Regions from separate parts of the Homo sapiens genome. Here region 1 is linked to region 2. Evidence: chromatin contacts called from ENCODE Hi-C or POLR2A ChIA-PET data. All regions are on one chromosome and are shown on one strand. The core of a region is the stretch at or near the end of the contact, and the rest is flanking DNA. Distances in the headings are between cores, read along the strand shown. Region 1 overlaps JPX (JPX transcript, XIST activator). Region 2 holds the start of JPX (JPX transcript, XIST activator).

The links. A loop is a pair of places that touch in the nucleus more often than their neighbours do. ChIA-PET counts read pairs that join two places held with the same protein, here RNA polymerase II (POLR2A). Pooled maps may share reads with other maps.
Region 1: a map of CD8-positive, alpha-beta T cell shows a loop between it and region 2 (5-fold over the local background). The contact joins the enhancer-like site here to the promoter of JPX in region 2. A Hi-C loop is called at or near these places in 10 of 168 maps with a recorded cell type or tissue (CD4-positive, alpha-beta T cell, CD4-positive, alpha-beta memory T cell, CD8-positive, alpha-beta T cell and 4 more), 11 of 37 single-sample maps with no recorded cell type and 14 of 50 pooled maps. POLR2A ChIA-PET finds 5 or more read pairs at or near these places in 12 of 52 experiments (A673, CD4-positive, alpha-beta T cell, CD4-positive, alpha-beta memory T cell and 7 more).

Annotation. Positions count from the first base shown.
Region 1 is chrX:73,976,341-73,979,676 of GRCh38, reverse strand. All of the region lies in intron 2 of JPX (JPX transcript, XIST activator), which reads right to left. Among named protein-coding and RNA genes, the nearest start is that of JPX, 34 kb to the right of the region's middle. RefSeq lists an enhancer at 1,528-2,087. Within about 2 kb of position 2,021, at least 2 of the 41 ENCODE cell types and tissues checked have a DNase peak (open chromatin) inside an H3K27ac peak, as active enhancers do; they include CD4-positive, alpha-beta T cell and CD8-positive, alpha-beta T cell, where a contact is called at or near this core.
Region 2 is chrX:73,942,747-73,945,754 of GRCh38, reverse strand. JPX (JPX transcript, XIST activator) reads right to left here and starts at 1,431. Exons shown (of 5, transcript NR_024582.1): 1 at 1,290-1,431; 2 at 1,093-1,171. RefSeq lists an enhancer at 1,307-1,406.

The DNA of each region.
Region 1 (3,336 bases), core at 772-3,271, 33 kb before region 2:
ATGTAAGGCTTCTATGTTTTACCTGAAGTGGTAAAACACTGAATCTACATAAACTGTTAGATATGTATTTATGAGACAATTCGAATGTATAAAAGATAATTAAGACCGGGCACGGTGGCTCATGCCTATAATCCCAGCACTTTGGGAGGCCGAGGCAGGCAGATTACCTGAGGTCAGGAGTTCGAGACTACCCTGGCCAACATAGCAAAACCCTGCCTCTACTGAAAATACAAAAATTAGCTGGGCGTGATGGCATGCACCTGTAGTTAGTCTCAGCTACTCATGAGCCTGAGGCAGAAGAAGTGCTTGAACCCAGGAGGCGGGGGTTGCAGTGAGCTGAGATTGTGCCATTTGCACTCCAGCCTGAGCAACAGAGCGAGACTCTGTCTCAAAATAAATAAATAAATAAAGATAATTAAAATGGAATATTAAAGCCTGGGCGCGGTGGCTCACGCCTGTAATCCCAGCACTTTGGGAGGCCAAGGCAGGTGGATCACCTGAGGTCAGGAGTTCAAAACAAGCCTGACCAACATGGTGAAACCCCGTCTCTACTGAACATAAAAATAATGAGCCAGGCATAGTGGCGGGCACCTGTAACCCCAGCTACTTGGGAGTCTGAGGCAGGAGAATCGCTTGAACCCGGGAGGCGGAGGTTGCAGTGAGCTGGGATCACACCACTGCATTCCAGCCTGGGCGACAAGAGCGAAACTCCATCTCAAAAAAAAATAAATAAATAAAATAAAATACTAAAAAATGTTCAAATGATACAGAAGAAAAAATAAGAAACAGAAATAAACAAAAATAACAAAGACAACAAATCTCAAATATATAGGGCACTAGAAACAACATCACTACCTCACTTAGAAAAGGCTTGACAAAAGCAAAGTTATGATTTTCTTGACCCTATCAGAGAACTGAAGTTACAGGAAAAAAAAAAATACAGAAATCTAAAAAAATGGTAGGTGCCTGCAGGGGAAAACAGAATCTGAGCATTTGATTACTGGGACAAATGCCATGAAAATCAATATAAAAGCAGGTAGAAAGATTTAACTAGAAATTACAATAAATTGCTAAAGGCCAAGTGTGGGCTGGCCTGAGAATAGGAATCCCCTCAGGTTTCAAATATGGGGGTGGGGTTGCAGCCACCTGCAGCTGTTATCAATAGGAAGCCACAGGAAAGATCAGAGATCACAGAGAAAGACCCCTTTGGTACTATCTGGGGGAAAGGAGTAGCAGCTATGGCTGAAAATCTGCCCCAATCTACCTTTCTTAAAAAAAAAAAAAGTTTCGCTCTTGTTGCCCAGGCTGGAGTGCAATGGCGCGATCTCGGCTCACCGCAACCTCCACCTCCCGGGTTCAAGTGACTCTCCTGCCTCAGCCTTCTGAGTAGCTGGGATTACAGGCATGCACCACCACACCCAGCTAATTTTGTATTTTAAGTAGAGACAGGGTTTCTCCATGTTGGTCAGGCTGGTCTCAAACTCCTGACCTCAGGTGATCCGCCCGCCTCGGCCTCCCAAAGTGATGGGATTACAGGCGTGAACCACCACGCCCCACCAAAAAAAGTTCTTCATTTACAGAAAAGATCATGAAGCAGTGGAAGGGAATATAAAGCAGACCAAAATTCCCCAGAGGCCCGTCTCCTATCTCGCCTAAGAAGCAAAAACCTTAGAGCAATTTGCAGGGACACCCTGGAGTGGAAGCAACAGGGGCTGGGTAAGGAGGTAAGGAACACATAAAGCTTTAGCCATAGGGGAGGAATGGGAATAAATACTAGGCATTGACTGGAAAAGAAAGACTTATGACAGCCACACCCACAAGACCCAGATTCACAGTGCCTACTTAAGACTGAGTTTAAATTAGAACATTAGAGAACATGCCTCTTTTTCGCCCCAACCACAGACTAAACATCAAATAAAATTAAAGTAATGCACAGGGGAAAGCTGAAAACCACAGGCCTTCTCTAGAGAAGAGTGAAAAGGTGAAAACCCACGCCAAACAAGGACACAAAAACAAGGTATCATTATAGGGTTTGAAGTTTCTGATACACAGAGAGTAACCATGGTAACAACAAAACTTCAATCCCAGACCAACTCCTGACTAATTTCACAAAAACCTCCACGCTAATAGCCTAGATGAAGGAAAGGTGTGCTTATCGCAAAGAAAATACATATATATACCTCAGTATCTACTACTTTATATGTTTGACTCTCAACATTATAATGTATACAAAAACAAAGAAAAAAATACCATCTGAAAAGAATGCAATCTTGAAAACCAGACTTAAATATGAGATGCCAAAACTAACAGAAAATGAAAAGTAACTGTAATACCTTGTGTCCTTCTTACTCCCATTTGTTAGTTCTAGGTTTCTGGAGATGCTCTAAAAACGTCTATGTAGACAATCTTATAATCTACAAATAAAGATTTATTTTTTCCCTTCCAGTCTATATTTCCTTTTCTTGTATTAGGAGTGGTGAGAGAGGACATCTTTGCATTGTTCCCGATCTGAGCAGTATGTCCAGTCTCTCACCATTAATAAGTGGAGTCTGTAAGACTAAATGCAAAAGAAGCTATACATAAGCATTATACTCCAGTTGATAGAGTTGTTTCCAGTAAGGGTAAAAATCAACAATTCTGAAACAGTTATACCTGTATAATGGGATAGTACAATTATGTAAATGAATGGTAAATGTTAGGAGACAGGCTCTTTCCTATTGGAGTGAGAGAGTGAGGACAGACAAACAAGGAGATATGACTAGAATTAACCATGTGGTAATGGATTAGTTAGAAATACCAGTATGAACTCACATTTAACTTAAAAAAATCGATAGTTACATATAAAAATGTGTATAAATATGTAGCTATACATGGGTTAGTATACATATCTATCTATACTTCCTCTGAGAAGAGTTGGCTGTAGAATACAAACCTATAGGCTGGGTGCGGTGGCTCACACCTGTAATCCCAGCACTTTGGAAGGCTGAGGTGGGTGGATCACCTGAGGTCAGCAGTTCAAGACCAGCCTGGCCAACGTGATGAAATCCCATCTCTACTAAAAATACAAAAAAATTAGCCAGGCGTGGTGGTGGGCGCCTGTAATACTTAGCTACTCAGAAGGCAGGAGAATTGCTTGAACCCAGAAGACAGAGGTTGCAGTGAGCCAATATCCACCACTGCACTCCAGCCTGGGCAACAAGAGCAAAAACTCCATCTAAAAAAAAAAAAAAAAACAAAAAACCTATATAATAAATTGTTCTGTTTTCATACTAGCAATGAATGATCCAAAAATGAAATTAAGAAATCAATTCCATACAAAATAGCACCAAAAAGACT
Region 2 (3,008 bases), core at 182-2,681:
GAAGAGAGAGATGCAATCAGGGATGGGTACACAGAGAACTTCAACTGTCACGTTAATGTTTGATTTTTTTTTTACGTTGGGTGGTGAGAAGAGAGGTTCATTGTATTATTCCTTGTATATCTGTATATGTCTTAAGTATTTCATAATATATTTAACGTCTCCTCCAAAAGATAAAGAAGTTAATCTTGCATTCCTTCATCACCCCATCAAAAAAAAAAAAGGACTCATACTAGACTATTCTGCAACTTACTTTTCTCACATAACCATCCATCATAAGATTCTCTAGGTCAAAAGTCAAAATATTTCATAATATTTATGTACCAAAATTTACTCAAACATTCTCCTATTGATGGATACACAGGTTGTTTCCAGTTGTCACAAGAACAAAATAGTACAAAAGTATCCTTGTTCATGCGTCATTATATACTGGTACTTTTATTTCTGTAGGATAGATTCTTAAAAGTCAGACTTTTGAATTCCAGTTTTTGTTCAAGTGATATCTGTATTTTTTATTTCCCTAAATATTGCCAGATTCTTTTCTAAAAGGTTGCAGCAATTCATACTCCGCGGTAATGCATGAAATTTACTTTAATCACATAAGCATTTAACAACATATTAGATGTCACTCTTAACTGTCTTCCCCATATATATAGTAAACATGCTATGCTTAACATAAACTTAATTTCGCCAACAGATTTGAAAACAGGAAATCTAGCTCTTTTCTTAGTGAGTAATCAACCTGGCAATGTAAGTCCCCCAAAGATTACACACACACACACACACCTCTGAGATGCTTCAAGAACAAATGTTAAGTTTTTGCCCAAAACTCCACATTTGGGGTATAGTGGGCACAGAAAAAAATTGTTTAATCTAGTGCATAATGAATACGTTACAAACAAATTAATTAAAACTAATAAGTCTGGACATGAAAGGCAGAACAAAAAAAAAATAAAGTTAGGCCCAAGAGGTTAGGCTGTTCCTAGGAAAGCTCTGAGGAGATGGAATCCATTTTGGCGCGACATGGTGTCAATAAAAACCCATTTAAATAAGGAAAAAGGAAAGAACGACCCATATATCCCTCCTAGGAGCTACCTTCTGCAACTTCCAAGCTTCGTCAGTAGAAGTTAGGCGATCAGCGAGAAAGAAATTATTCTCCGATATTTTGAAGAGACTGGAGAGAGAAAAATGGAATACAGGCCGGTTACTCCCCCGACTCAGGCCACGCGATCCCAAAGTGTGTAGCCTCGCTAACGGCCACTTCTCTAGCCAACGTGAGGCTCATCACTCACCACAATACTATTAACTGGCGAGTTTCTGGACTTTTGTTAGTGGACTCATACTTCGGACGCCTTGCAACCCCCGTAAGGACGCAGTGATTGCACTCCGTGCAAACGCCGCCATCTTAAGTCTTCCACTAGCCCTAGGGCATAGGCGGATGAAAGCCGGGGGTGGGCGTCACAGCCAAACAGGCCCGGCGCCCAGCCGTCGTGCACTACCTAAATGCCTCCGCCGGCAACATGCACCAGCCGTTGCCGTGCCCCAGCCGTTGCCGTGCCGCAGCCGTTGCCGTGCCGCAGCCGTTGCCGTGGACCCTCCCCCAGTTTCCTGACCTGTTGCACTTCCTCTCACAGCCTTTATCTCTTTTGAAATTCCCTTTTCCTTTTTCTTTCTCTTCATTTCTTTTTTCCTTTCCCAACCCAAATTTCTTTTAGCTTTGCCTCGACTCCTTTCTTTCTTCCCTATTTCCAGATCTCTCACTCTCATTAACTTTACCTCACAAGTATGATAGACAAAGCTGCCATTCACTTCTGTTATCTCACTAAGTCATTGCAACATCAGGTAAGCTGAGGACTGATTTTTTCCTGTTTTATAGATGACGAAATTAAGGCCCAAAGAGGTGACCCAATTTTCCAAAAGTGCTAGAATGAGCTAGAACCTACTTCTTTTCACTTTACTAAGCCCCGTGTTCCGATAGATGAGGGTGTATGTACTTCAACCAACTAATGGGAAAACAGAAACCAGAGGGTTTTGGCCTAGTCATACAGTGAGTCCGTCAATGGCAAAACTGGATTCAGAACAAGGTGCTTCCTTTAATTCTGTAAACAAAAGAGTCTTCATAAAAGAGTTGGTAGCCAGGTGTGGTGGCGCTTGCCTGTAATCTCAGTGTAATCCCAGCTACTTGGGAGGCTGAGGTGGGAGAATCGCTTGAACCCGGGAGGCGGAGGTTGCAGTGAGCTGAGATCGTGCTGCTGCATTCCAGCCTGGGCGACCGTGCCAGACTCCGTCTCAAAAAAAAAAAAAAAAAAAAAGAGTTGAGATGCTGCTCTTGAGCCTAAAAGTCCTTCCATCTTCCCTCTTCTTTTATTTATTTTTGTTTTATTTTTTTGAGACGGAGTCTTGCTCTGTCGCCCAGGCTGGAGTGCAGTGGCGCGATCTTGGCTCGGTGCTACCTCCGCCTCCTGGGTTCAAGCGATTCTCCAGCCTCAGCCTCCTAAGTAGCTGGGATTACAGGCATCTGCCACCATGTCCAGCTAATTTTTACTAGAGACGGGGGTCTCACCATCATGGCCAGGCTGGTCTTGCACTCCTGACCTCAAGTGATCCACCCGCCTCAGCCTCCCAAAGTGCTGGTATTATAGGCGTGAGCCACCGCACCCAGCCTCCCTCTTCTTTTAGATTCAGCTCTTTTAGATTCAGTCCTGACACTTCTAAGAGGCCTCTATATTTATCAAAACCTTTATCTCTGTTGTTCCCGCTCCATGAGGGAAAATACACTAGCTGGATACCAGCCCCAAAAGTATGAAAAAACCGAGGCCAAAACTTGTTTGTGAAGCATTATGTGTGAGTGGTGCAGGTTTCTGGGGGAAGGCTTGTGCTTCACCGGTAAGGAAAAGACACTTTAGAGGTCCTAATCCCTTTCCAAAGCTATAGTTTCTCTCTATGCACTAATGTTGTCTCTGGTTTTCTACGAGACCCCCACATAGAACACCTCTTATTCTATTCATTTG